2 separate regions of the Homo sapiens genome follow, and region 2 is linked to region 1. The links are chromatin loops, found by intact Hi-C in ENCODE. Cell type or tissue: mammary epithelial cell. All regions are shown on one strand. Links, peaks and the distances in the headings refer to the core of each region. The heading gives the core; the rest is flanking DNA. Region 1 holds the start of ANAPC1 (anaphase promoting complex subunit 1). Region 2 holds the start of ZC3H8 (zinc finger CCCH-type containing 8).

Region 1 (15,552 bases), core at 4,458-9,457:
AGAGGTTGAACTGCTTTCAGCTGACCAATCTACAAAAGACATAGGTTTTCAAATGTCTTAAGTAGCTGTGACACCCCCAATCCCACCTAAATATATAACTACAATCAATTTCAATTATTGGTCGAAACCCAAAGAACCGAGGCATGAATAACTCTAGCCATGGAACAGTTATGCTTGCAGATTTAAGGGTACTAGGTTTTAATTAATTATTACATCTAATTAATCTAATTATTAATCTATTACAGTACAGTTTATTACTAAAAAAATGTGGATGAACTGTTAAAGCCTTCATCACAAGGTTAGGTAGCAGCCAGGCTTTAGACAAAAGTACAGATAAGCATAATTAGATTGTCCTTCGATCCACTTTCCTGTACCTGTTTATATATACCATGTTCCTATAGACAGCATTTTTAATGTTAGGAGCCTAAGACTTTTGAGATGATGCAAGCTAGTCTTAAGACCCCATCAAGGAACCACATTAGCATGAGAATGTGGTTTATCTCTCTGTCCTATGACTTCATCCTTCATTCTCTGACCAATCAATACCTTAACCCACTACCCTCTCTTTAAAACCTCTGGACCGGGTGCGGTGGCTCACGCCTATAATCCCAGCACTGTGGGAGGCCAAAGCAGGCGGATCACTAGGTCAGGAGATCGAGACCATCCTGGCTAACATGGTGAAACTCCATCTCTACTAAAAATACAAAAAATTAGCTGGACTTGGTGGCGGGCACCTGTAGTCCCAGCTACTCGGGAGGCTGAGGCAGGAGAATGGCGTGAACCCAGGAGGCGGAGGTTGCAGTGAGCCGAGATCATGCCATTGTACTCCAGCCTGGGCAACAGAGCAAGACTCTGTCTCAAAAAAAAAACCAAAAGCAAAAAAAAAACCTCTAGACCTTAACTCTTTGGGGAGGCTGACTTGAAGTTTCCTCAGTCTCCTAGTTCGGTGGCCCTGCAAGTAAAACACTTTATCTGCTGCAATCCCCGTTGTTTCCGTGTATTGACTTGCTGCTCATAGGGCAAGAATCCTATATGGTTACACAAACAGCCAAAGCCTATGTAGTTCCTTTGCAGCTCCTCCAAAGCCACAAAGTTATTTTGCTGTGAATTAAATGTTATTCTTGGCCAGGCACGATGGCTCACGCCTGCAATCCCAGCACTTTGGGAGGCTGAGGCGCGAGGATCACCTGAGGTCAGGAGTTTGACACAAGCCTGGCCAACATGGTCAAACCCTGTCTCTACTAAAAATACAAAAAAAAAAAAATTACTCAGGCATGGTGTGGGCGCCTGTAATCCCAGCTACTTGGGAGGCTAAGGCAAGAGAATCGCTTCAACCTGGGAGGCAGAGGTTGCAGTGAGCCGAGATCGCGCCATTGTACTCCAGCCTGGGGGACAAGAGCAAAACTCCGTCTCAAAAAAAAAAAAAAGAAAAGTTATTCTGGATATAATTATGTCACAAAACATGACACAAGTTTTGTTCTTCCTCCTGCTAGAAATAAATGAGTACTGGGACACTTGAACTTGGAACACAAGTAAAAAGTGCCTTATAAAACTTACAAGGGGCAGGGCGTGGTGGCTCACGCCTGTAATCCCAGCACTTTGGGTGGCCGAGACGGGTGGATCACGAGGTCAGGAGTTCAAGATCAGCCTGGCCAAGATGGTGAAACCCCATCTCTACTAAAAATACAAAAATTAGCCAGACAGTGATGGCGGGCGCCTGTAATCCCAGCTACTTGGGAGGCTGAAGCAGAGAATTGCTTGAACACGGGAGCCAGAGGTTACAGTGAGCTGAGATGGCGCCACTGCACTCCAGCCTAGGAGACAGAACAAGACTCCTTCTCAAAAAAAAAAAAAAAAAGAAAACCCCACAAAAAAAAAAACCTTAAAAGAAAACAAAATTCAGCTGGTCTTCCTATATTTTATTCAACAGAATAACCAACATCAACGAACTTTTGACTTTATGAAACTTTAGTTCTGCAATTTTATAATGTTATTTTCTTATAACTTTGAGAGAAAATTACAGAATTGTTAAAGAATTATCATTTTGTACCGATTAATGCCACATATTTAATACTTTTTCAGTACCCCAAACTTTTAGAAATGTTTTTACTTGTTAGGTGCAACATAAACAGCTACACGTAAAAATACTATTAAATTTATATGCTATAAATAACAGTATCAGCAATGATTCCTACAAACACTACCCTGCCAAAAAAAAAAAAAAGAGACCCAAATGCACACTAACGGGAGCTTAAGTCTCCACAAGAGCTTCCCCAGCCTTTCTAGAGGACGGTGAAAACAGGCTGAGAGCCCGAGGCTCAGAAAAACAGCTCAGAGGGGCTGGAGGCCAGTCTGAAAGCTGAGGCTGCACATGGGATGCTACGCACAGCTCAGGAAAGAGGTTGGCAAGCAGGAGCCGGAAGGAGCACCCCAGCCCGCAGGCCAGGAGCGCCCGCAGGCCCCCTCAGCCCCGGAGCACGCTCAAGGCCCTCCCTCGGGTTCCCAGTACCCCGGGTTTCCAGACCTACGGCCACCAGGGGAGGCTCGGCCTCGGGACGGGTGCGAGAGTCACGCGGCGCGCGACAGACCACCAAGTGCTGCGGTACGGCGCCCGCACCTGTATAACTCGGGACGCGTCAGGCGCGGCGAGCCCCGGCTGCTCCCCGGAGGCGCAGGGGCCGAGGAGGCCCGAGGGCAGCGGCGGGGTCCTTCACAGTGACTCTTGGGCCGCAGCAGCTTCTCATTCCCTCTCCCTCCCCTATTCTGGAGGAAGAACGGGCAACAGCAGCGGGCTCGAGTGCTAATGGCAGGAAGGCGTGCGAGACGTTCAAATGGACGCGTCCATCTTGACTTTCCCGTCTTGCCTCGCGCCGGGGCGGGGCATCGCGGGAGGTGCGCGGCGTCCTAGCAGTCCTGGCGCCTGCGCTGTTGAGGGAAGACCGCGGCGGGTTACAACTTGGGGGCTATTTCCACCTTCCGTGCGACTGATGCGAACCCCGAAGCCGGACTCTGTCTGCTACAGTCCTGGCGTCCAAGTTCTCTTTAGCTCATGTCACTAGGGACCTGAACTGCCTTATAGATCTCAGGGTTTTTTCTTCTGGTTTCGCTTCCGCCTCCTGACCCCACGTGGAGGTAGGCACCTCAGGCTGAGGGTGGGGAGCAGGGGTTGCTGATTTTCTCTACGTGCAGTGAATGCTCTATGCCTTTTTCGGTCCATACTCTTCGAAGAGTGGATGAACTGTGTGAAGGTCCTCACAGAAACGTTGCTTGCAATTCCCAGATTCAGAGACACTTCTTAAGGCGATTCAAAGACCCAAGTTAAGAACCCCAGCGGCCACTCGCGCCTGTAATCCCAGCACTTTGGGAGGCGAGGCGACAGGATTGCTGGAGCCCAAGAGTTTGAAACCAGCCTGGGCAATATAGCGAGACCCTGTCTCCACAAAAGAAAAATTTTTTTAATTAGCCTGGAGGCGTGGTGCGCACCTGTAGTCCCAGCTGCTTGGGAGTCTGGAGGATCACTTGAGCAGGGAGTTTGAGGCCACAGTGAGCTATGATCGCGCCACTGCACTCCATCCAGCCTGGGCAACAGAGCAAGACCTTGTCTCAAAAAAAAAAAAAAAAAAAGAATGGGTTATAGGAGAAAGGTTAGAAACAAAGATTCATGAAACAGTTAAATACAAATATACCTAATTGATATTTTAAACTTTTGTTTGTGTGTGTGTGTGTGTGTGTGTGTGTGTGTGTGTGTGTTTTTCTTGAGACAGAGTCTCGCTCTTTCGCCCAGGCTGGAGTGCCGTGGCACAATCTCGGCTCACTGCAACCTCCGCCTCCCGAGTTCAAGCAATTCTCCTGCATCAGCCTTCCAAGAAGGTGGGATTACAGGCGCCCGCCACCACGTCCAGCTAACTTTTGTATTTTTAGTAGAGACAGGGTTTCACCACGATGGCCAGGCTGGTCTCGAACTCCTGACCTCGTGATCCTCCCGCCTCGGCCTCCCAAAGTGCTAGGATTACAGGCGTGAGCCACTGCGCCCGGCCAATATTTTAAACTTTTTTAAAAAAAAAAAGTTTAGCAACCCCATCAAAAAGTGGGCGAAGGACGTGAACAGACACTTCTCAAAAGAAGACATTTATGCAGCCAAAAAACACATGAAAAAATGCTCACCATCACTGGCCATCAGAGAAATGCAAATCAAAACCACAGTGAGATACCATCTCACACCAGTTAGAATGGTAATCATTAAAAAGTCAGGAAACAACAGGTGCTGGAGAGGATGTGGAGAAATAGGAACACTTTTACACTGTTGGTGGGACTGTAAACTAGTTCAACCCTTGTGGAAGTCGGTGTGGCAATTCCTCAGGGATCTAGAAATACCATTTGACCCAGCCATCCCATTACTGGGTATATACCCAAAGGACTATAAATCATGCTGCTATAAAGACACATGCACACATATGTTTATTGCGGCACTATTCACAATAGCAAAGACTTGGAACCAACCCAAATGTCCAACAATGATAGACTGGATTAAGAAAATGTGGCACATATACACCATGGAATACTATGCAGCCATAAAAAATGATGAGTTCATGTCCTTTGTAGGGACATGGATGAAATTGGAAATCATCATTCTCAGTAAACTATCGCAAGAACAAAAAACCAAACACCGCATATTCTCACTCATAGGTGGGAATTGAACAATGAGAACACATGGACCCAGGAAGGGGAACATCACACTCTGGGGACTGTTGTGGGGTGGGGGGAGGGGGGAGGGATAGCTTTAGGAGATATACCTAATGCTAAATGATGAGTTAATGGGTGCAGCACACCAGCATGGCACATGTATACATATGTAACTAACCTGCACATTGTGCACATGTACCCTAAAACTTAAAGTATAATAATAAAGTTTAGATTTACAGAAAAACTGCAGATAGTCCAAAAATTTCCCACATACCCTATACCCAGTTTCTACATCCAGTTTCCCTATTATTAGTATTTTACATTAGTATAGTACATTTGTTAAAATTAATGAAATATCAACACATTATTAGTAATTAAAATTCATACTTTATTCAGTTTTTTTTAAGAGAGTCTTGCTGTGTTGCCTAGGCTAGAGTGCATTGGCACAAACACAGCTCACTGCAGCCTTGAACTCCTGTGCTCAAGCAGTCCTCCTGCTTCAACCCCCCAAGCAGATGGGACTCCAGGTGCAAGCCACTGCATTAGTTTGTAGAATATCCCTTAACTGAAATTTGTCTGATGTTTCTTCATGATTAGCCTGGGGATATGGATTTCAGGAAGGAAGATCATAAAGTGTCATTTTCATCACATCATATCAAAGGTACTTATCAACAGTATCACTTATCGCTGCTGATGTCAACCTTGATCACCTAACTGAGATAGTGTTTGTCAGATTTCTCTACTATGATGTTACATTTCCCCACTTTCCATATTGTACTCTTTGGAAGGAAGACAATATGTGCAGCCCTCAGTTACAGAGTGAGGCCAGTTGATTTTGTTGTTGTTTTACAAACTTGCAAAAGCAAATGAAGGAGGGAAGCATCTTTTCAACAGTTAGTGTTGCAATATTTGTATATTCAGATGGAAAAAATGAATCTTGATTCATACTACACACCATATACAAAAATTAAAGTGCATCAAAGACCCAGATATGAGAGTAAAGCTGCCGGGCGCGGTGGCTCACGCCTGTAATCCCAGCACTTTGGGAGACCAAGGCAGGCGGATCACCTGAGGTCAGGAGTTCAAGACCAGCCTGGCCAACATGGTGAAACCCCATCTCTACTAAAAATACAAAAAATAAATAAATAAATAAAATAGCCAGGCGTGGTGGCAGGCGCCTGTAATCCCAGCTACTCAGGAGGCTGAGACAGGAGAATCACTTGAACCTGGGAAGCGGCGGTTGCAATGAGTCGAGATCACGCCATTGCACTCCAGCCTGGGGTACAAGAGCGAGACTTCGTCTCAAAAAAAAAAAAAAAGAGTAAAGCTATACACTTAGAAGAAAACATAGCTGTAAATCTTCATAACCTTGGATTAGGCAATGATGTCTTAAATATGGTACCTAAAGCACAAGGAACCTAGGAAAAAATTTGATAAGTTGGAGAAAAGTTTTAAATTTTGTGCTTCAAAGGTATTGTCAAGAAAGTGAAAAGACAACTCACAGAATGGGGGAAAAGATTTGCAAATAATCTGATAAGAGTCTGTTATCCAGAATATGTGAAGAAGTCTTACAACTCAACATAAAAAGACAACCCAGTCTAAAAATGGGCAGAGGATTTGAACGACATTTTGCCAAAAATATATTATACAAGTGGCCAAAAAGGACGATAAAAGATGACCAACATCATTAGTCATTAGGGAAATGTAAGCCAAAACCACTTCACACCCAGTAGGATAGCTGTAATCAAAAAGACAGACAATAACAAGTGTTTATGAAGATTTGGAGTTATTTGACCCCTTGTACATAATTGATAGGAATGTAAAATGGTGCAGCCGCTTGGTAAAACAGTTTGACAGGTTCTCAAAAAGTTAAACGTTGGTCTCTTCCAGGAGCTACCGCCAGAAGATGGCAGCAGCCGCCAAGTTGTCACTACTAGAGAAGTCCCTGGGACTGAGTAAGGGGAATAATAAATAAAGTGCTCAGGATGAGTGACAGATTCTGGTTCTTCAAACAAACAATGGTCCAAGTCTAACAGGATTGACTACTATAGCAGCTCATCTAGTCAAGCAAGCTAACAAAGGATATTTGCTAGGGAGTACTGCAGAAGAAAAAGCAATAGTTCAGCAATGGTTACAATACAGAGTCACTCCAGTAAAAATGATAGCCACACACTGGTTTTTTTTTTTAGTTTTTTTTTTTTTTGAGATGGAGTCTCACTCTGTCACCCAGGCTGGAGTGCAGTGGCGCTATCTCTGCTCACTGCAAGCTCTGCCTCCTGGGTTCATGCCATTCTCCTGCCTCAGCCTCCCGAATAGCTGGGACTACAGGCGCCCGCCAACAACGCCCGGCTAATTTTTTTGTATTTTTTTTATTAGAGACAGGGTTTCACCATGTTAGCCAGGATGGTCTCGATCTCCTGACCTTGTGATACGCCCACCTCAGCCTCCCAAAGTGCTGGGATTACAGGCGTGAGCCACCATGCCCAGCCCACACCCTGTTGAAGGATCTTATTTCATATCTTGAAGATAAAGTCTACCTTACAGGATATAACTACCTTTGCAGATATCCTATTGTACTATGGACTTCATCGCTTTATAGTTGACCTGACAGTTCAAGAAAAGAAGAAATATCTTAATGCGTCTCGCTGGTTTTGTCACATTCAGCATTATCCAGATATCAGGCAACATCTGTCTAGTGTTGTCTTCATCAAGAACAGACTATACACTAATTCCCACTAGAAGCTATCCGTGCCGTACAGAAGATGTATTAAAAATGTTTTAACTGGAAAATGTATTCTGACCACAGGACTAATATAAATTAATATACAGTCATTCATTATTTGTTGAAATCTATAGAATTTTTAAAGTGTCAACTTGTGTCTGAATGTTTTATTTGTTCTTTAGTTGAAGCTTTTTTTGTTTGTTTTTTTTTTTTGAGATGGAGTCTCACTCTGTCTCCCAGGCTGGAGTGCAGTGGCGCGATCTCAGCTCACTGCAAGCACTGCTTCCCGGGTTCACGCATTCTCCTGCCTCAGCCTCCCAAGTAGCTGGGACTACAGGTACCCACCACCACGCCTGGCTAATTTTTTGTATTTTTAGTAGAGACGGGGTTTCACCATGTTAGCCAGGATGGTCTTGATCTCCTGACCTCGTGATCTGCCCATCTCAGCCTCCCAAAGTGCTGAGATTACAGGCGTGAGCCACCACGCCCAGCCTTTAGTTGAAGTTTTGCAATGTTTTATGTAAAAATTTAACTGCTATTAAAAAAACAAGTTGAGATCAAGTTACAAAATTAACCTTGTTTTTAACAAATGACATTTATTTCAATAAAAGTTGCAAATCAGTGGTTTAATCTAAAATAAAAATAGGTGTCCTTTCAATGGTTGACATATTTGGCTATTTATTAACCTCTTTCATATTCTCAAATTTCTTTTCCCCTTTTGGGTATTTATGGAAGTTTGTTAAGAACTGTGATTAAAAGAAAAAAAAAAAAAAAGGCTGGGCACAGTGGCTCACGCCTGTAATCCCAGCACTTTGGGAGGCCAAGGTGGGTGGATCACCTGAGGTCAGGAGTTTGAGACCAGCCTGGCCAACATGGTGAAATCCCCATCTCTACTAAAAATACAAAAAAAAAAATTAGCCAGGCACAGTGGCAGGCGCCTGTAATCCCAGCTACTCAGGAGGCTGAGGCAGGAGAATTGCTTGAACCCAGGAGGCAGAGGTTGCAGTGAGCTGAGATGACGCCATTGCACTCTAGCCTGGGGGACAAGAGCGAGACTTCGTCTCAAAACAACAAAAAAAAAATTCTGTGTGTCTACACTAGATACCCCTAGATGGCACATATAGGTTTGTGACCTATCTGTCTCCAAAGTTGAGAAACAGACAGAAAGAGTTACAAACAAGATATTATAAAAGATTAATTACTATACCTTGCTTTTATGAGGAAGGGAAAAGGCTTTTTATTTTTAATTTTTACACACAAAAACAACCACAAGCTTAGGTTTTACAACTTCAGCCACAGGTCCAAAGGAAATTCAGAACTCAAAAACTCACCAATCTAGCAGCAGCTCCATCATGCACACACATTTTTTTTTAATTTTTTCCCCTTCCTCCCTTCCTTCCTGCCTTCCTTTTCTCCTTTCTTTCTTTCTTTGACATAATTGTGCTCCTAGTGGCAAGCAAACAAGAGAAATACCATAAAGAATGCCAGGAGCTTGCAGTGAGCCAAGATCGCACCACTGCACTCCAGCCTGGGTGACAGAGGAGACTCCGTCTCAAAAAAAAAAAAAAAAAAGTCATTATTGAGCTCAGTGCGTTGGCTCATGCCTGTAATCCCAGCATTTTGGGAGACCGAGGTGGCAGATCACCAGAGATTAGGAGTTCGAGACCAGCCTAGCCAACATGGTGAAACCCCGTCTCTACTAAAAATACAAAAATTTAGCCGGACATAGTGGCTCGTGCCTGTAGTCCCAGCTACTCGGGAGACTGAGACAGAAGTATCGCTTGAACCCACATGGCAGAGGTTGCAGTGAGCTGAGATCTTGCCACTGCACTCCAGCCTGGGCAGAGCAAGACTCTGTCTCAAAAAAAAAAAAATTATTATCAGTTGATTTCCTGTTGTCTGCCACCTGACAGATCACCAAATCACCAGCCATTCCCAGGAAATGACAAGAGCCAGACCTCTAATTTCAGTGTGTTGTACAGCAAATGGAATCTCTTATATGTAACATCTCCATTTCTCCAACAAACTATAAGAAGAAGAAACTTATTTCCAAGATGGTTTTGGCAGGTAGAATGGAATCCTTTTGTATGCGCCATCTCAACTCCTCTAAAACTACAAAGACAAAGCACTTAGACTACTGTATTTTGCTCAAGAAACTAAATGGAGTTGCTTACAGGCATTATGTGGTTTCCCAATAAATTATAAGTGCAGTTTCCCAATAAACTACAAAACCTAGACCTCTGTGCTTCTGGTATGTTCTTCAGCATGCTGAATGGAGTCTTCTACATCTGCCATCTCTTGGGAACAGGCCCCAAAATCTGGCCATAAACTGGCCCCAAAACTAGCCACAAACAAAATCCCTGCAGCATGGTGACATGCTCGTGATGGCCTTGACGCCCACGCTGGAAGGTTGTAGGTTTACCGGAATGAGGGCAAGGAACACACCTGACCCACCCAGGGCAGAAAACTACTTACTTAAACCACAAACAATAGCGTGAGCTATCTGTGCCTTAAGGACATGTTCATGCTGCAGATAAGTAGCCAGAGCCCATCCCTTTATTTCGAGGTATCCCTTTGTTTCCCGTAAGGAATACTTTTAGTTAATTTATAATCTATAGAAACAATGCTTATCACTGGCTTGCTGTCAATAAATATGTGGGTCAAACTCTGTTTGGGGCTCTCGGCTCCAAAGGCTGTGAGGCCCCTGATTTCCCACTCCACACCCTATATTTCTGTGTGTGTGTCTTTAATTCCTCTAGCCCCACTGGGTTGTGGTCTCCACGACCGAGCTGGTCTCAGCAGCCATCTCTCTCTCTTTTTGTTTTTTTTTTTAAAAACAGAGTCTCGCTTTATTACCCAGGCTGGAGTACAGTGGCACAATCTTGGCTCACTGCAACCTCGACCTCCTGGGCTCAAGCGATCCTCCCATCTCAGCCTCCTGAGTAGCTGGGACCACAGGTATGCACCACCATGCCTGGCTAATTTTTGTATTTTTTGTAGAGACGGAGTTTCACCATGTTGCCTGGGCTGGTCTCGAACTCCTGGGCTCAAGCATCTGCCTGCCTCAGCCTCCCATAGTGCTGGGATTACAGGCATGAGCCACTGTGCCCGGCCTACATCCACCGTCTCACTTTCCCTCAATCTTCAAGTGCTAGACTTTGTATTCCCAGTATGGCTTTATGCTGACTTGAGACCCCTCTAAGCATCATTTCAGTGCCCCAGTGAACCCTAATGTTTAAACATTTGCACATCATAGATATTGTTCAGCATAGTGAAAGGAGTTTTGTACCTATACTATCTCAAGTTTCCAAAAGCTATAAGGGCTAGACACTGATCCTTCCACTTTATTGTTCACCTCTCGAAATGCAGCCTCTACATGCTCTAATAATTGTACTTCCCATATGCAGTTGACTGTGGTGATTTGAGCCTTTTAAACACACAACCTGACTTTGCCTCCCCAACCTCCCCCCAACAAATTACATAAGCTGGATACTAGTATTTCCAGTCTGTTGTTCAGCACATGGAATGAAATGTCCTAGGTTCTCCATCATTACACCCCAACAATTTCAAAAACTGGGCTCTTGGCCTCCTAGTATGTGGCTGAGCATGTTAAAGGAAGTATCATGACAGAACTCTCAATTCCATAACAGACACAAGTGCCAGACAAGGCAACTTCCACTGTACTTCTCAGCACAGTGAAAAAATACACTATCTCATTTTTTTTTTTTTTTTTGAGATAGAGTCTCGCTCTGTGGTCCAGGATGGAGTGCAGTGGTGTGATCTCAGCCCACTGCAACCTCACCTCCCAGGTTCAAGTGATTCTCCTGCCTCAGCCTCCCGAGTAGCTAGGACTACAGGCATGCACCACCATGCCCAGCTAATTTTTTTTATTTTTTTTAATAGATACAGGGTTTCACCATGTTAGCCAGGCTGGTCTCTAACTCCTGACCTCAGGTGATCTGCCCTCCTTGGCCTCCCAAAGTTCTGGGATTACAGGCATTAGCCACCATGCCTAGCCCACTAGCTCATTTTTCTTTTTTTTTTTTGAGATGGAGTCTCGCTCTGTCACCCCAGCCGGAGTGCAGTGGTGCCATCTTGGTTCACTGAAACCTTCGCTTCCCAGGTTCAAGCAATTCTCCTGTCTCAGCCTCTTGAATAGCTGGGACTACAGGCATGTGCCACCACGCCTGGCTAATTTTTTTGGTATTTTTAGTGGAGATGGGGTTTCGCCACGTTAGCCAGGATGGTCTCCATCTCCTGATCTCATGGTCTGCCCGCCTTGGCCTCCCAAACTGCTGGGATTACAGGCGTGAGCCACCGCACCTGGCCCTAGCTCATTTTTCTAACAAACTGTAACACTTAGATATGCTTCTCATGCCTCTTCCAGGATGCTAAATAGGTTGTCACTTACCCACCAACTATAAAAGCTCAACAATTGGCCTTCTGTACCTTGTTCAACACAATGAGGAGCATCTTTAAATGGTGCTGCCCCATTTCCAATGGGATGAGAGTGAGATTTTACTTTTAATGAGTTTTTCAGCCTATTGGATGGATTATCTTGAAAGACACTCCAAGAAACCACTAAAGGAAATACTTTATTCCAGTATCGTGTTCACTGTGCTGAATGGAGTGTTTTACTTGTACTATTTCACTTTACAACAACTATAAAAGCTATTGTACTGTGAGGGTTAATTCCAGCAGGCCTGAAATTAGCTTGAACTGTTTTGAAGTTCCTGCGTGGCAATGACCCCTGGCCAAGAGCATGAAGCATATTGATTAATAATGTTGCTTTTTAACCATCAGTCTGAGGAGCTTCAGGGAAACTTGTACTACCATCAACTTTGCTTTTCGAAAACAATGAGATAAATGATTTGCACCTGGTCTCAGCGAGACCCCTCCAACCCCTGCCACAGGGCTCTGCTGTTGAGGCTGGTTATGCCTTAAGACTATGCCGATGACCAGCAAAATATAAAAATCCCCAGCTGAGACTCCATTTTCGATCCCATTTCTGAGGTGTTCCATGCACACATCAATGGTTTTTGATCCAACAGAGAAAGTGCATCCTGCCACGTTCCTTACAGAAATTAGGACAAAGGAGCTGGCACCTGGCCTATCTGGCCATGAATAGCCTTTGACTGAGATGCTTATTCTTACTTTACTGCTATTTGCTATATTGTGTCCTCTTACTGTAACAAACTCGAGATGTTGGATCTGGTCAGTAATTTTTTAGCAGTGAAACCGTTTAACTTCCACTTAACGATTATACAACTGGCCGGGCGCAGTGGCTCACACCTGTAATCCCAGCACTTTGGGATGCTGAGGCAGGTGGATCATGAGGTCAAGAGATGGAGGCCATCCTGGCCAACATGGTGAAACCACGTCTCTACTAAAAATACAAAAATTAGCTGGGTGTGGTGGCACACACCTATAGTCCCAGCTACTCGGGAGGTTGAGGCAGGAGAATTGCTTGAATCTGGGAGGCGGAGGTTGCAGTGAGCCAAGATCACGCCACTGCACAACAGCCTGGTGACAGAGCAAGATTCGGTCTCAAAAAAAAAAAAAAAGGCAATTATATGACTGCACTTGTGTATGTGTGTTTGATTCAATATTTCAAATGGTTTACATTACCTAAAATATATGCCCCCAAAGGCCTTAAACCTATACTCCCATTATGTTGTTCAGCACATTGAACAGGGTCTCTTCCATGCACTGTCTGTGTTATGCAAGAAACTACAAGATGCTTGTACGTCCCTCAAGATTTTTGGCATTATGAGTTGACTTTTCTTACGGGCACCATTCCAGTTATCCAGCAAATTTTAAGAACTTGGCACTTACATTTCTAATATATTGCTCAGAATACTGAATGAAGGACAAGAGGTCAAGGGGTTTAGAAGCTGTGGTGTTGAAGTACCATTTATAAGGTACCGAAACTACCAAAAGTCATGGCAGGGATAGTGTAAAGGGAGTGACTGTGATGCAGGCGCTGCATCTTCAGAGAATTAGGAGAGACTCAGGGGTCCCTACGTGGCTGCAGCAAGCAGGGCTGGTCTAGTCTAATGACATCAGAGTCAAAGCCAGAGACTAGAGAGTAGGGACACATAATGGTCTTAAGACAGCAAAGAGAATATCACATCCAGACCCAGGGACAGGGAGGTGAGTGTAGGAAGCATGGTTCACCAAAGGAAAACCAGGGTGCTATTACTAGAGTATTGTGGTATGGATGCTAGCTGCTGGGTGAGTGAGTGCCAAAGTGGTCTGAAGATTGCTTTTTTTTTTTTTTGAGACGGAGTCTTTCTCTCTGTTGCCCAGGCTGGAGTGCAGTGGCACCATCTTAGCTCACTGCAACCTCTGCCTCCCAGGTTCAAACAATTCTCCTGCCTCAGCTGGGATTACAGGCATGCGCCACCACAGCCAGCTAATTTTTGTATTTTTAGTAGAGACAGTGTTTCACCATGTTGACCAGGCTGGTCTCGAACTCCCGACCTCAAGTAATCTGCCCACCTTGGCCCCCCAAAGTGTTGGGATTACAGGTGTGAGCCACTGTACCCAGCTGATGGGATAGAAGATTTCTGAGGGAGGTGAACTGGGGGGTCTACATGGTAGACTAGAGGCAGGAGGGGGAAATAAATTACAGGTATAGCTGTAGACAGAGCTGAAAGGGGTAGGGGACAGGGGTAAGAGGACAAAGAGAAGCAAGGTATGGGTTTAGACATAGGGTCATTGAGGACTACGTCTTCACACATTTCATTTGTGTGTGGCCTGGCGCGCTCCTATGGGACCTTCAATTGGAAGCCTCAAGTCCTGTCACTGATACGTTGAACATGTTTGACAGATAGATTGTGACCACAATGCCACTTTACCTTGGTTACAGCTCTTTCACACTTGAATCAGTGGGGGTAATCTTCCCTAGCCCTTAGATGAACACTGCAGCAGGCCTTTAACATTCTCTCTTTTTCTTAGGTATTAAACAGTAGGGGCTCCTACTTGTAGCACAGAGTCTTAGCTGACACAGGAGACACAGTGGGCATTGGAGAATGGGTTCCAGGTAAGTGTCTTCTTGTTGAAGTTGCACAACAGCCTTGGAACTAGTTATGTAATATGGGGTCCGGGTTGTTTTTTGTTTGTTTGTTTGTCGCTCATATTTTCCTACATGTAGTCTGATCACTTGAATAATTAGGACATTAAATTGCAATATCATTTGGATGCACAAGTACAAAATTAACATTGTAGAGCTGACATCTCACAGTTTAGCTAAATTTTGGCATTTGCAGATTTTTAAAAGCATAACTGCAACTTCTTTGACACTTCTATCTTCAAGAGGTTGGGCTTGAACCTCTATGGCTCCTCCCCATGAGGGTGGGGTTGTGACTGCTTCCATCAAGAGAGTAGGGTGGAGTTATGTGACCTCCGAGGCTAGGACATAAAAGGCCACGAAGCTTCCTCCTTGTTTACTGGAATGCTTGCTCTTGGAGCCCTGAGCTGCCATGCAAGACTTCCAGCTACTCCAAGGCCACCATGGAGAAGCCTAGTTTAGGTGCTCCAGTTAGTCTGCAGCCCTAGTGCCCAAGTCATCCCAGTGCAGATGGCAGCTATGTGAGTGAATGAGCCTTGAGATCGGGGTTAGCCAACTTTTTATCTAAAGGGCCAGATTGCATGGCTTTGTGGGCCACATAATCTCTGTCACAATTACCAACATGAATGACTGTGTTTCGATAACGATTATTTGCAAAAAGAAGCCATAGGCCTGCAGGTTATAATTTACTTTACATGATTCTAATCCCCAACCATTTGAGCCTAAGGTCCCAGGCAGATATGGAGGAGCAAGGACAACCTATTTCCCCTGTGCTCTGTCCAAACCTCCGATCCACAGAATTCAGGAATCTAATAAAATGGCTGACATTTTACTCCCACTATGTTTGGGGTGGTATATCAAACACCGGTAGATAGCTGAAGAGTATTGTACAAGGCAGGCCTCAACAAGAAAGTGAGATTTGAGCTGACTTGGAGGAGAGCCAACTGGGAAGCTGTGTGTCTAGGGGAAGAGCATTTCAGGCAGAGAGAACAGCCAGTGCAAACCTTTGGGCGGAGGAGTGCTTGGTATATGTGAGCAATAGCAAGGAAATTGCAGGAGAACAGCTCTGCCGAGG
Region 2 (15,552 bases), core at 5,926-10,925, 370 kb after region 1:
GAGCTCCAGAGTTACATCCATCAGATGAGGTACTAAGTTGTGAGCCTGCTACAGAAGCCACCATTACAAGAACCAAAAACCCCAATACTTGTGAATCTTTATAGCTATAGTTTCCAGTAATGAATCATCTCATGGAGTAGGAGGCAACCTCTCCTTAGGCAGAGGAATAATGACAATAATGACCTCAATAGCAGTAACAGCATCAGCCAACACTTGAATGATGCTTACTCTGTGCCAGATGCTGCTCCATACACGTAACACTTACCACAAACAACAGTGTTATGACATACATACTAAAAGCCCATTTTACGGATGAGAAAACAATCACAGAAAGGATATGTAACTTGTCACAGAGCTAATACATGGTGGAGCTGAGATCTGAGCCCCAGCAGGCAGGCAAAGCTCCCAAGTATGTGCCCTACAATCACACTGTTATTCAACACTGCCCATTCTAAATAGATGTCTACTTTCACTGTGAAGGTCTACAATACTCAGCACCCATATTAGACCTATGAGCAGGATAGGACAGAGGTGACCACCTCTTCTCTGTAAAACATGTTCTTTACTTAGCTTCAGAGATAGTGGGCTCTTCTAGTTTCTTCTTTCCACAGCTACTACTTCTCAGTCTCCTTTGTTGGTTCCTTATCTTCACAACTTTCAAAGTCAGTTCTCACCTCTTCTCTTCTTTGTCTATATTCTCATCTATATTCTCATTCCAGGCTATCCCTTTCTATATCATCACTATGAATATCATCTGTATGTAGTTGATTTCAATATCCAAGTCTCTAACCCAAACCCCTCTTCTTAAATCCAAACAGAGCTAACTTCCTAGTCAACATAACCACCTGAACATCTACTAGACATATGTAATCTTAAAACATCCAACACTGAACTCTTGCTCTTCTCTCTGAAGCCTAATCCTTCTTGCTATCTAAAACGGCAACACCATCCCTCTCAAGATCCCTACCAAAACCTTAAAGTCAATCTTGATTCCTCTCTCACATCCCCATCCAATCTCTGAGGAAATCCAGTTTATTCTATCTTCAACATACCCACGTTTGACCACTTCTTGCCACTAATACAACAATCCAAGCTGCTCTGGCACCCCTACATTCTACTCTCAACACAACTAGAATGACCCTGCTAAAATATTTCAAATGTCACTCTGCTGAAAAACCCTCCAATGGTCTCTTGTCTCATTCAGAGTAAAAGCCAAAGTCCTTATTTCGGCACCTACCAGTTCCTCCATGATTGGGCTCCCCTAACCCTACCCCAGTACCTCGCAGACTTCCAAGTCCCTCTTACTCCACCCCAGCTGTCCTGGCCACTTTGCTCCCCTAACCCAATCACACCAAGCTCACTCCGTCTGAGGACCTTTATACAGACTCCTCTCCACCCCTCTGGACTATGAAACCCCCTCACCTCCTTCAGGTCCCTACACAGATTTTTAAAACTTACCAATGTTATCAGTGAGGCTTTCCTTATCTACCTTCTTAAAATATCTACACCTCCCAGCCGGGCGCGGTGGCTCACGCCTGTAATCCCAGCACTTTGGGAGGCCAAGGCGGGCAGATCACAAGGTCAGGAGATCGAGACCATCCTGTCTAACATGGTGAAACCCCGTCTCTACTAAAAATACGTCGGGCGTGGTGGCAGGCGCCTGTAGTCCCAGCTACTCGGGAGGCTGAGGCAGGAGAATGGTGTGAACCCGGAAGGCAGAGCTTGCAGTGAGCCGAGATCGCGCCACTGCACCCCAGCCTGGGCGACAGAGCCAGACTCTGCTCAAAAAAATAAAAAAAAAACCCACAAAACTACTCCCTCCCTACCATCCCACCAGTGCTTATTTTCCCCTTACCCTTCATTCATTTTCTCAGGGCATTTAGTACCACCTAAAATATGATATATTTATGTATGTCTCCCCCTTCCCCTAATAATGTAAATTCATTAGTACAGAAATTTTCATCTCTTCTTCATTTACTACTATATCCCCAAGGCCGTAGCAGGTGCTCAATACGATTTTTTGAATGAATGAGAAGTATTCCCATCACAAATTACTCGGAAAAAAAACCAGAAACCATATGAGAAAAGACTGATTCATCTGACTGCATAAAACCAAACCACAACATCCCCATTCCTTTTTACATTGAAAAATAATGCCATAGGCAAAGACAAATGACAATTGGGAGTAAAGTATTCGCAGATAAGAGATCCTAGAATGTGAAAAAGACCAAAAAGGAGAAAAATGGGCAAATAATATGGACAGCTCACCATACTTCCATACCATCCTTCACCCATCATTTTGGCAAAATTCCAAGTGTCTTTTATGTATTGCAGTCAAGTTTTGGGGAATGGAGCTTGTGTCCAACACACTTTGAAACTGATAGCTGCTGTTCGGATTTTTAAATGTTGCTATTATCTTTTTTTTGTGTGATGAATTCTTATGTATTTTATAACATATCAATTAGTACCAGTTATTTTTCTTAGTAAATTATATCATCTGCAAGTAATTAGTGTATCTGTCTCTTTCCAATATTTATAGGGCTTATTTTAAAATTTTAGTCATTTTGCATGAGAAGCTTGGTGATAAAATCATGGATCCTGGACATAGCTCTTCCACTTACACTGTGCAATCTCGGCAGGTTATTTAGCCTCTCCGTGCCTCAGTTTTCCCATCTGTAAAACGAGGACGGCATCATCTTCTCTTTAAGTTTGTTTTGAGGATTAAGTGATTTATTTCATGTAAAGCACAAGGTAAAGCTCTGGATGATCAGTTAAGGTAAAATTTGAGATAGAGTGAACAGCTGACCAATATCGAATGGTAAAATCAATCACAACTGGAAATATATCTCAGTTGAGGGAAATAAAAGACGTAGGTTTAAGAACAAAGATGGTGGTTTTTAGCATTTCAAATCACTAGACACTGCTCCAAAAATATAATCTACAAATTAGGGCCATCTGACCAAGAGTCTCACTTGCTTTTCCAACCTAATGGAAATATTAAGTCCAAATGACGTCTGTTGCTTTATTGTGGTCTTTAGGGTCTTTCCATGCAAATCAGTGGACTAATGGCAGAGTATTGCCTATTCTTTACCTTTCAATAAACTTGTGGTTTCATCCTTTCTACAGAAAAGAACCTAGGAGGTGTCAGTGAAAAAGGTCACATCAGTGTCCTCTGGGAGTTTACGGTCTCGTGGAAACAGGCAACAACGGTAAAGACAGACGCTACGGGACCACAGAGGCGGGCTCCTCACCCGCTGCTGTGCAGAGAAAGGGGCGCATCCCGGAGCCTTCTCGCCTCCACCCCGCTCCCCCGCCCAGGCTCTCGACAGCCCCGGCCCTGACGGCCTAAGCCTGAGCCCCGCGTTCAGCTTCTGCTCCCACCCGGACCCCGCACGACCTCTATAGGTCAGACGGTGGCGCCCGGCCGGCCCACGTGCTCCCCACGGGCCCTCGCGACGCGGCCCGGACGTGGCCCCGGACTGCCTCCAATCCAGAAGAAACTAAGAGGCGGAGTCCCGCTGAGCCCCTGCATTCAAAAGATGAAAAGATATGGGATCACCTTTCGTCAGAGTCCGTGGCCGTTTTGCCGAGGGCCGGGTTGGGGGGTTTTGAGAAAAGATTCTCAAAATCCATGACCCAGACAGGTCCTCCCTTTCGCGAGCCGGGAAGCTACAGAGTAACAACCCGAGAGAGTGACAACCCGGACGCGACGAGACGGACCCAGAGCCGCGCCAGGGCCACAGGCTCCGCCCCGCGCAGCCTCACCTGCCCCGCGCATGCGCTGCACCGCCCTCCGCGACTCTGGGCAGGCCGGGTCTCTCCCTGCCTCCTTCGCCTCGGCTCTGCGCAGGCGCCGCCGTGGTTGCCCTTCTGTAAGCTTTTTCGTCCTTTACCTCAGATAGTAGAATTTTGTTTATTTTATTTATTTATTTGTTTGTTTGTTTGTTTATTTAAAGACAGAGTCAAGCTCTGTCGTCCAGGCTGGACTGCAGTGGCGTGATCTCGGCTCACTGCAACCTCCGCCTCCCGGGTTCAAGCAAGTCTCCTGCTTCAGCCTCCTGAGTAGCTGGGACTACAGGTGTCTGCCACCACGCCCAGCTAATTTTTGTATTTTTAGTAGAGACGGGATTTCACCATGTTGGCCAGGATGGTCTCGATCTCTTGATCTCGTGATCCGCCCGCCCCAGCCTTCCAAAGTGCTGGGATTACAGGCGTGAGCCACCGCGCCCGGCCCCAGCCCAGAATTTTTAAAATTAGTTGTTAGGATTCTGCTTTCACCTTGGTGAAAACTCTTCCATCAAAATCACAGTATTTCTAAGGGATGGTAGTAACAGCTAACATTTATCTGAGCACTCCACTACTATTCCTTAGAAATAGCGTTTCACATGTTAGCTAACTTAATCCTCACAACAGCCCTGTAAAAGATGTTCTATTACCATTCACAGTTTTGAAATGAATAAACAGATGTGTAGTCAGGTAATGTAACTTGTAGGGTCTCTACAATTGAATGGGAATTAAAATGAATACACAAGTAACCTCAAGACAGAAAAGTCCGTTAAAAAGTACCAAATACTAAGAGAATTCAGAAGAGGGAAAAAATTGCATCCAGTTGGGAAGGCTTCTTGAGAAGGGAGTATTTGAGCTGGGTCTTGAGATATTTCCATAGGAAAAGAGGAAGTGGGCATTCCAAGTAGAGAGAATTGTATGAAGGCAGGAAAATAGAGCATGCTGTTGCAGAACAGGAAATTGCTCAGTTTTGCTCAATGTAATGCCATTTAAGGGACCTGTAGAAAGGAAGGCTCAAACCCTAGGTTGGGCCAGTGATAGAGAACCTGACTTGCTTCTGTAAGTGAAGGGAGTGTTTGATTCTTGGCATGAATCAGGATCCCTTTACCGATTAGTGAAGGGAACTATTTGAAGCCAGACATCTTCCCCAGGGAAATTCTACTTTCCCATGTTGTTTATATTGTAGGCCATCACCTATGGAACATGAATCATTACTAAAAATTCAGAGAAAAAATTGAATTAAGGAGATAAAAACTAGAATTACCCCCTCTTTAGCAGGAAGCATTATTATAGAACCCAAATTGTTACCATACACACTTTTTTATATAAAATATCCAACATACAGCAAAAGATAACCAGACACAAATGAAAATTAGATTGGTAGGTAAAAAGCAGCTAAAACATCTGACCTGCAAAGGCATCAGACACTAGCATTTTCAGACAAAGACTATATAAAAGGCTACATATGTTTGTGTTAGATTGATGCCAAAAAAGGCCCCAATTTCTCCAACCTTTCCTGTATCCATGTCCTTTGCAATGTGACTTTGCAGCTCCTCCCATAAAGAGGTAGGATCTATTTCACCTCCTCTTTAATCTGAGTTGATTTTGCCTGATAGAATGACTTGTCTTAGCTAGTAGAATGCAGAAGTGGCCTGCCAATACCAAGCCAAGGCCCCAAGAGGCTTTGTATGTGTCTGCTGTCTCTTATATGCCTGCCTTCTTCAGGACAATAAACTCAGGCTACCCTGCTGACGATAAGGGAGAGGCATGTAGAAGATAAGGCTAATGGAGGACAGCGAAAACACCCAGTCAACAGCTAGCAAAACCCTAAAAGCAAAGCCTCCTAGGCAACATACAGCTGAGCACACACATGATGGAGTCCTGCAGAGAACCAAAGACTCTCAGATGATCCCAGTCCAAATTACTAACCCACATAAATAAATGGTCCTTGTTTTAAGCCACTAAGTTTTTAAGTAGTTTACTACATAGTAATATCTAACTAATAAAAAAGAAACTATAAAAAGTGTCATAGAGAAATTGGGGAGAAGTAACCAAGTAGAACTTCTAGAAATAAAAAATATAATACTGAAATTTTTAAAAATCAGTGGATGGGGCTGGGCGTGGTGGCTCACACCTGTAATCCCAGCACTTTGGGAGGCCAAGGCCGGTGGATCACAAGGTCAAGAGATAGAGACCATCCTGCCAAAATGGTGAAACCCTGTCTCTAATAAAAATACAAAAATTAGCTGGGCGGGTTGGCGCACGCCTGTAGTCCCAGCTACTCAGGAGTCTGAGGCAGGAGAATCGCTTGAACCCGGGAGGCGGAGGTTGCAGTGAGCTGAAATTGCGCCACTGCACTCCAGCCTGGGAGACAGAGTGAGACTCCATCTCAAAAAAAAAAAAAAAAAATCAGTGGATGGTGTGGTCATATTAAAATGTGTTCAAAAATTCCTTAACACTTCTCCCTGCAAAAGTTGGAGATTTAGTCCCCTCTTCTTTAATGTGGATAGGATTTACTTATTTATTTCTAACAAATACAATGTGGCAAAAGTGATGATGCATGATTTCTGAGGTCATAAGAAGACATTGTAGTTTCTGCCTTATTCTCTTGAATCATCTGCATGAAGGGAAGTCAGTCACCATGTCATGAATCACTCAGGCAGCCTGTGGAGAGCCAGCCATGTGGGTGAGGTACCTTGGAAACAGATCTCCCAGCACTAAGCAAGCCAGAAGACATCTCGACAGCAATCCCGTGAGAAACTGTGGGACAGAACCACCCAGCTAAGCAGCTCGCAGATTCGTGACCCACAGAGGATATAAGAAGATCAATGTTGGGCCAGGTGTGGTGGCTCACGCCTGTAATCCCAGCACTTTGGGAGTCTGAGGCAGGTGGATCACCTCAAGTCAGGAGGTTGAGACCAGCCTGGCCAACATGGTGAAACCCCGTCTCTACTAAAAATACAAAATTAGCTGGGTGTGGTGGCGCATGCCTGTAGTCCCAGTTACTTGGGAGGCTGAGGCACGAGAATCGCTTGAACCCAGGAGGCGGAGTTTGCAGTAAGCCGAGATCGCGCCATTGCACTCCAGCCTGGGCAAGAAGAGCAAAACTTCATCTCAAAAAATAATAATAATAATAAAGAAGATCAATGTTTGTTTTTTTAACCACAAAGTTTTAGGCCAATTTGCTGTCCTCTATAGCAATAGAAAAGTGAAATTCCCTATTATTATAAAGCAGATGGCCTAAACATAAAATTATCATATGACCCAGCAATTCCACTCCTAGGTATATACCCAAAGGAATTGAAAACAGGGACTGAAACATATATTTGTACATTCATGTTAATTGCAGCATTATTCACAATAGCCAAAAGGTAGAAACAAACCGAGTGTCCATCCACTGATTAATGGATAAAATGTGATATACACATAGGATATTATTTATCCATAAAAAGGAATGATGCTCTGATACATGCTGTCAGAACTGAATTTTGTATACTAGCTGAACTTTGAAAACTGTATGCTAAGTTAAATAAGCCAGGCACAAAAGGACAAATATTGTATGATTCCACTTACGTGAAATATCTACAATAGGGAATTGTATAGAGACAGACAGTAGATTAGAGGTTACCAGGGACTGAGAGAGGGTGAAACGGAATTGTTGCTTAAAAGTGACAGAATTTCTGCTTGAGGTGATGGGAAAGTTTGGAAATACATAATGGTGATGGTTGCACAACAATGTGAATGTAACTAATGCCAATGAATTATATGCTTAAAAATGGCTGGTCAGACACAGTTGCTCACTCCTGTAATCCCAGCACTTTGGGAGGCCAAGGCAGGTGGATCATCTGAGGTCAGGAGTTTGAGACCAGCCTGACCAACATGGTGAAACCCCGTCTCTACTAACAATCCAAAAATTAGCCAGGCGTGGTGGCGGGCACCTGTAATCCCAGCTACTCGGGAGGCTGAGGCAGGAGAATCGCTGAAACCCGAGAGGCAGAGGTTGTAGTGAGCCGAGATGGTGCCATTGCGCTCCAGCCTGGGCAACAGAGTGAGACTCCGTCTCAAAAAAAAAAAAAAGTTGAAATGGCAAATTTTATATTTCTTTTACCAAAATAAAATAAAGCAGTTGGCATGTTAAAATGGTGAAATGGCCTGTGATAACTCAGCTCCAGTATGAGCTAGATATAATACCTTATGAGTATGTGCTATAAATCAACAATCACCAATACATGGTGCTGTTTCTCCCATAGCCAGTATACACAGGGTCTGGGAATCAAGGCTTCCAAGTGGGAGTAGGTCCTCTCTGTATTATTCCTAGTGATGCCCTAGAATAATGTTTGCTGCCTATCTCCACAACTTTGGGCTCTGCTGGTTTAGAGCAGACTTTTTCAACCGTAACATTATTGTCATTTCGGCCTGGATAATTGGGGACGGTCTTGCGCATTGTAGGAAGCTTGGCAGCATCCCTGGCCTCTGCCGCTAGGTGTCAGTAGCAGCTGTTCCCCAGTTGTGGCAACCCAAAATGTCTCCAGACATTGCCAAATGTCCTCTGCGGGGAGCAAAATCGTCCTCACTTGAGAACCACCGGTGTAGCGTTAATCCCAAAAGTAGGAATGTTTGCATCAAGGGGCGTGACAATGAGTCCATTAAACTTGAGGTTGAGACTGCCGTTTGGCCACCTTAGGATCCTCATGCCAGTGAATTAACAGGTAAAGAAGGGGCTTACTGTATTGGCAGGGGTGATTAATCCTAACTATCAAGTTATCCTGACTACATAATGATGTTAAGGAAGAGTATGTCTAGGATGCAGCTGATTTCCTGGGCGGGAGACTAAGTAATCCTATGCTCTATGATTAAAGTTAATAGAAAACACCACCACCACAGGCAGCACTGAAAGTGCCCCAAACCCTTCAGGCATGAAGGTTTGGGTTATCCACCTGTTATCAGGAGGGCACTTGAGTGTAAGTTGTGGTGGTCCTTGGTGTTTTCAACAAAGAATTAGACAAAACGCACAAAGTAACAAAGGAATGAAACACAGGGACGAAGCAGCAAAAGCAGGAATGTATTAAAGCGAGAAAGCACTCCACAGGGTGGGAATGGGCCAGAGCAAGCAGCTCAAGGGCCCAGTTGCAAAGTTTTCTGGGTTTTAAGTACTCCTTTTGAGGTGCTTATAGATGAAGGATTTGGTCTCTGGCTAATTAAAGGCTGAGGTGAATTGGTGCCCTATGTAGATGAAGCGATGGTCCCTGCCAGGCCCTCGGCCAATCCAGGGCACTTTCCTTTTCCATCTGAGATGTGGTAGATGGGGGAGAGTTGTAGGGAGAGTAGCCTTTGATCCTTTGCTACTCTGGTGTGAGGAGATGGGAAGGGGGGGTTCCTTTTGGTTCAGCTTTAGGATATTTACAGTAATTGGCCTTAGGATCCCTTCCCCCAGACCCAGGTGTTTTCCTTTTGATCCAGCTTTGGGAAGTCAGCGTGAATTGGCCTCAGATTCCCTGCCCCCAGACCTTGGTGTTTTTCCTTGATTCAGCACGAATTGGCCTTAAGTTCCCTGCTTCCAGACCCTATTCTCCTGCCTCACGCCCAGCAAGGAGTCAAGACCAGCTTGGGAGAGCAAAGAGAACACGGCAAAGAGTAGGAGCAGAAGGTAGTTGTACAAATATCAGCTGCAACTGATACAGGAGCTTAAAAGAAATTGTTTAGGCTGTTAGTGAGGGCAAGCGAGTCCTCAGTAAGGTTTCCCTTTTAATAAAAAAGCAGCTCCAAAATCATTTCTAACAAAGAGCAGCCTGAAAAATCAAGCAGCAGACGTAGAAAAGCAAGCTAGAACCTTGCAGAGGTAAATGCTGGCAGCTGTGCCAATAGAAAAGGGCTACCTAGGAGCCAGGCATATCCAACATGGAGGCTCCATCTTCCCTTTTCTTTGTCACCACATGTACAGTCAGGGAACAGGCAACATGGCACCAGCCAGGTAGCAAACCTATCTGCATAATAAAAGATTAGGGTGGGGTTGCTAGCTTCTTCAAGCACCATGTAAATGGCGCACCTGGTCCAACCAATCCTTTGCACCCTATGTAAATCAGATACCAGCTCCTCAAGCTCATCTATAAAACCACCCACATCTCTCCCTGAACCTGGAAATGTTGGGGACCCCTTCCTCTGCATGAGGCAGCTTTTCTCTTTCTTTCACCTATTAAACTTCTGCTCTTAAACTCCGTCCTTGTGTGTCCGAATCCTCGATTTCCTTGGCATGAGACAATGAACCTAAGGAATTACCCCAGACGAATGATGCTGCTTCCCAACTACATGACCAGTAGCAAAAATGATTGCAATATTTATGAATATATCATTCTTAATTTGATATAAATTTGTGGAAATATGTGTGTGGAATTACACACACATAGACACACACACACATATATTTAAAATTTTCCCTTCTACTATTCCCCTACCATCTAACACAAAATATGTTAATAGTAGTTAACTTTATATCTCTATTTAAGTTATAGGATATAAAAGGAGGCATGTGACTGAGCTAAAAAAAGAATTCAAAGAAGAATGAACATCACCCAAAAGTGAAAAAGGGACTTTTTATCCTTTCTTGGGAAAATGGGTAGCATGTTTTTGGTTGAATGGGGGATTGGTGCATCATGTTAGGCAGAGGCATGACTTTGCTATTGCTTTTATCTGAAAACTAAATATGGGTTAAAGAGATATTTATAGGTACCTAGTTAAAAAGTGTATACTTGGGCCAGGCGCAGTGGCTCATGCCTGTAATCCCAGCACTTTGGGAGGCCGAGGTGGGCGAATCACGAGGTCAGGAGATGGAGACTATCCTGGCCAACATGGTGAAACCCCATCTCTGCTGAAATACAAAAAATTAGCCAGGCGTGGTGGCAGGCTCCTGTAGTCCCAGCTACTCAAGAAGCTGAGGCAGGGGAATCGCTTAAACCCGGGAGGCAGAGGTTGCAGTGAGCCGATATCGCGCTACTGCACTCCAGCCTGGTGACAGAGCAAGACTCTGTCTCAAAAAAAAATAAGTGTATACTCGATGATTTTGTAATATGTCATCTTAGTGTATACTTGGTGATTTTGTAACATGTCATCTTAGGTAGGCTAACCCATGTTTTCCAGGATTCTTATCCTGCATATTTCTAGTTAGGGTGGACCACAAGATAGATTTTGCATAAAATTTGGGAGGTGGAGGTAAAACAGCAGCCATATTGCTTTTTACATTCAGGAGGTCAGTGAAGGGGCAGAAGATGCTATTGCAACTCATGCACATTGTTGTTTACTGGTTTACCTTGTTGATATGGGACAACAACAAGACCTGATATAACTCACCCCAGATCCTCCTTCAGATTTTCTAAATTCTGGGCCAAGCATGTCTTTAGTTCCACGATAAAGGGCTCAAGAGTCTCCTGCACAACACCTACGTCATTAAAGTAGAGCAGATTAATACAGGTTCTGGGTTTATGCTCAGGGATTCTAGATTGTCTTCATTCTCCCCCACTTTACATCCAACTTCCCTTCCTGAATATGTGCCTTGCAGGTCTTAAAAGTTTTTTAGACAAAGTCTTGCTTCATCAGTGGCACAATTATAGCTCACTGCACTCCCATGGGGTCTCACTGTGTTGCCCAGACTGGTTTCAAACTCCTGGCCTCAGCAATCCTCCTACTTCACCCTCCCAAAGTACTGGGATTATAGGCATAAGCCGCTGTGCCTGGCCCCACCTTGCAGCTCTGAAGCTCCAATATCAGACAAGAGCTTTACAGACTGTTTTAAACAGCTCCCACAATTGCATAAGGTCAAATCCCTGTAAATCTAGCTAGCTATCATCTGTCATCTATCTATTTATTTATCTTCTAGTGATTCTGATTATCCAATTAGACTTTGAGTAATAAGATGGCTTTAATAGAGTAGACAGGGTTTAAAAGAAAATTAGTGAACTGGAAGATAAGTCAGAAGAAATTATCCAGAGTACATCATAGAGAGACTGCCACCCAAAAAAGGGAAGTTACAAAAGAGATTATTATAAAAACATAAATAATAGATTTAAATGTCTAACATATAACTAATAATAAGAAGAGAAGAAAAAAAGAAAGAGGAGGAGGACATATTTGAAAAGAAAAGGCTGGCCAGGTGTGGTGGTTCATGTCTATATTCCCAGCACTTTGGGAGGCCAAGGCAGGTGGATCTCTTGAGGTCAGGAGTTCAAGACCAGCCTGGCCAACATGGTGAAACCCTGTCTCTGCTAAAAATACGCAATAGCCAGGCATGGTGGCCCACACCTGTAATCCCAGCTACTCGGGAGGCTGAGGCAGGAGAATCACTTGAACCCAGGAGGCGGAGGTTGCAGTAAGCCAAGATTGTGCCACTGCACTCCAGCCTGGGTGACAGAGTGAGACTCTGTCTCAAAAAAAATAGAAAAGAAAAGAGAAAAAGAAAAAGAAAGAAAAGAAAAGACAGACTTTTCCAGATTGTTGAAACTCAGCAATTTACAGATCAAGCATTAAACAAATACTAGGCAGGATAACTAAAAGAAATCCATACTAAGACACACCATACTGAAACTACAGAAAAGCAGAGAAAATATGTAAAATAGCCACAGAAAAGTTTTAAAAGTTTACCTTCAGAATAATGACAATTAGACTGCCAGCTGTCTTCACAGCTGCAACAAGGGAATCCAGAAGACAATAAAATTATATCTTCAATAAATTGAAAGAAAATAAAACTTCTGAACTAGGATTCTATACCTTGAAACAATATTATTCAAAAATGGAGGTGAGCTATAAGATGTATTTAGGAAAACAAAAACAGAGAGGTCACTATGAGCAAATTATTTAGGAGATTCTGAATAAATTTAGAAATTAGAAAGAATGAATTTGATAGCAGCAAATCTCAGGTGCAGGTTTGAGTTATAAGAAAAAAATGGACAATGAAGAAACTGATCATTCTAAGTAAATATTTAGTGAATAGAACAATATTACTAAGGTATTTGGTAGTTAAAGTTTATATATGATGGGATTTCTGGTTCTAGGTAACATAGTAAAAGCACATTATAGTCCCTGAATATAGGTTTACCTAGATAGGATGCACGGAATTGCTTGAAGACTCTAGAAAGTAATTAACGCAGGCAGATTGGTGAAGAAGATGACAATTCAAAGTACCACTGAAATAGCGTTAAGTTTTTAATTTTCTTTTTTCTGTGGTCCTCCTGCCACTAAGCCCAGACATAGGTACAATTGCAAATGTATGCAGAAGTGGGGGTAACTGAAGCTCAAGCTTTCTGGTTGGACAACCAAAAAATAAAGCTCCAGGGACCTGAAAAATTTTCTAGGAGACCATAATGAAGAAGGGGCCTAGAAAAATGACATCATAAATTTCTGAACCCCCGGGCTTACCATATAGTTGCCCATGCATGGATCTGATCCTAATTGGCATGCCAAAGACTTTTGAGAGTTGAATAGACATAATTCATCCATGTCCTGACTGGTCCCTGGTAGTACAGATCTAAGATTCAAATAACATTGCAAAGGCATCCAGTTGAACAGGCACTGGAATCGCAGTGGGTTAGAAATCGAGGCCTGAACCTAACCGGGTCTATTACCAATAAAAACAAAAATATAAACATTCTGCATAAGATTTAACTAAGATCCAGAGGTTTTATAGCATATTATTATTCAGAATCTCCAGGATACAATTCAAACTTATTTGGCATACAAAGAACCAGGAAAATCTCAAATTGCCTGGGAAAAGACAATCAACAAATGCCAAAGCTGTGATGACTTATATATTGGAATTATCTGACAGACTTTGAAACAGCTTTTTATAAAAACGCTACACTAAATGCCCTTGAAACAAATGGAAAAAGTAGAGCATCTCAGTAAAAAAAGAGAAGACATAAAGAAGAACCAAATGGAATTTTGAGAACTGAAAAATATAAAAACTAAAATTAAAAACTCAATGAATATTCAAAGACACAATAAGTAAATCAAATATGGAATATCCCAAAATGTTAAAGCAGAAAAGAAAAAAATGGAAGAGCAACAAGAGAATGAATAAAAAAAATGTTAAAGATAGACTTAAAATCAAACATATTAATAGGTACATTGGATGCAAGTGGGATAAATTTACCAAATAAAACAAAGAGATTGTCAGAATGGATAAATATGATCCAGCTGTGTATTCTCCACAAGAAACTCATTTTATTTTATTTTATTTTATTTATTTTTTTGAGATGGAGTTTCGCTCCTGTCACCCAGGCTGGAGTGCAGTGGCACAATTGCAGCTCACTGCAACCTCCACCTCTCAACTTCAAGGGATTCTCCTGCTTCAGCCTCCTGAGTAGCTGGGATTACAGGCGCACTCCGCCATGCCTGGCTAATTTTGGTATTTTTAGTAGAGATGAGGTTTCACAATATTAGCCACGCTGGTCTCGAACTCCTGAGCTCAAGTGATCCTCCCACCTCAGCTTCCCAAAGTGCTGGGATCACAGGTGTGAGCCACCACCCCTGGCAAGAAACTCACTTTAAACATGATATGGATAGGTTAAAAGTAAAGGTTGGTAAAATACATACTAAGAAACACTAAACCAAAGAAAGCCAAAGTGACTGTATTAATATCAAACAAAGTGGACCTTAGAGTAAAAAATTAGCAGAGATAAATATAGATGTTGTGTAATTACAAAAAGGCAAATTCACCATAAAGTCATAATAGTCCTAAATAGGTATGCACAAATATACAAAGCACATGGAAAATTCACCAAGATAAACCATAAACTGGGTTATAAAATAAACTTTAACAAATGTAATAGTATTGAAATAATAGAGAGATATTTGCTAACCATAATGGAATTGAATAAGAAATCAATAATAAATAACAACAACAACAACGAAACCTCCAAATACTTGGAAATTAAACAACATACCTCTAAAAATTCCATAGGTCAAAGGAGGATTCACAAAGTAAATTAGAAAATATCTTGAACTGAAGCTGGGTCCAGTGGCTCACACCTGCAATCTCAGCACTTTGGGAGGCTGAGGCGGGTGGATCACTTGAGGTCAGGAGTTCGAGACCAGCTTGGCCAGTATGGTGAAACCCCGTCTTTACCAAAAATTAGCTGGGTGTGGTGGCACGCACCTGTAATCCTAGCTACTCGGGAGGCTGAGGAAGGAGAATTGCTTGAACCAGAGAGGAAGAGGTTGCAGTGAGCCGAGATTGCGCCACTGCACTCCAGCCTGGGCGAAAGAGCAAGACTCCGTCTCAGAAAAAAAAAAAGAAAGAAAGAAAGAAAGAAAATATTTTGAGCTGAATGAATGTGAAAATGCAACATAGCAAAATTGTGAGATACGGCCAAAGCAGTGTTTATAGGAATTTTAGAGCTCTAAATACTTAAAGATCTCAAATAAATAAACTTCTACCTTCAGAAGTTAGAAAAAACAAGCAGAAAGAATGATATATTAAAGATAAAGGCAGAAATCAACAACAGATAAGAGCAGAAAAACAATAAAGTTAAACCAAAATCTAATTATTTGAAAAGATAATTGATAATCTCTAGCAAAACTGAAAAGAAAAAGGAGAAAAGATACAAATTACCAATCAGACATGAAAGAGGATATTTCAGTACAGACTCCAGCGATAATTAAAAAAAAAAAAAGTCAATTTTATGAAACCCTCTTAGATTAAAAGCCAAATCCTCACAAACCACAAACCATGTAAACTCATCTAAGGTAAAGTACACAATCTAACAGAACAATAACTAT

The links. Hi-C counts contacts between places; a loop is a spot of excess contacts. Peaks named below come from ENCODE experiments on the same cell type or tissue, not always from the same donor. Only the 100,000 strongest peaks of a DNase experiment are listed, where the experiment ranks them.
Region 2: a loop joins it to region 1, with 9 times the contacts of the local background. A loop is called at or near these places in 26 of 110 quality-filtered maps.

What each region holds. Positions count from the first base shown.
Region 1 is chr2:111,881,325-111,896,876 of GRCh38, forward strand. ANAPC1 (anaphase promoting complex subunit 1) reads right to left here and starts at 2,869. Exons shown (of 48, transcript NM_022662.4): 1 at 2,618-2,869. It also overlaps the pseudogene EEF1E1P1. RefSeq lists enhancers at 2,106-2,899, 3,243-3,392. In mammary epithelial cell, for the core only: a CTCF peak has its summit at 6,589 (motif pointing right); no DNase peak of the experiment used is centred there.
Region 2 is chr2:112,251,349-112,266,900 of GRCh38, forward strand. ZC3H8 (zinc finger CCCH-type containing 8) reads right to left here and starts at 3,694. Exons shown (of 9, transcript NM_032494.3): 1 at 3,560-3,694. The coding sequence starts at 3,633. RefSeq lists a silencer at 3,667-3,876 and a cis regulatory region at 5,427-5,678. In mammary epithelial cell, for the core only: a CTCF peak has its summit at 8,266 (motif pointing right); DNase peaks (open chromatin) are centred at 6,413 and 8,263; H3K27me3 peaks cover 120 bases.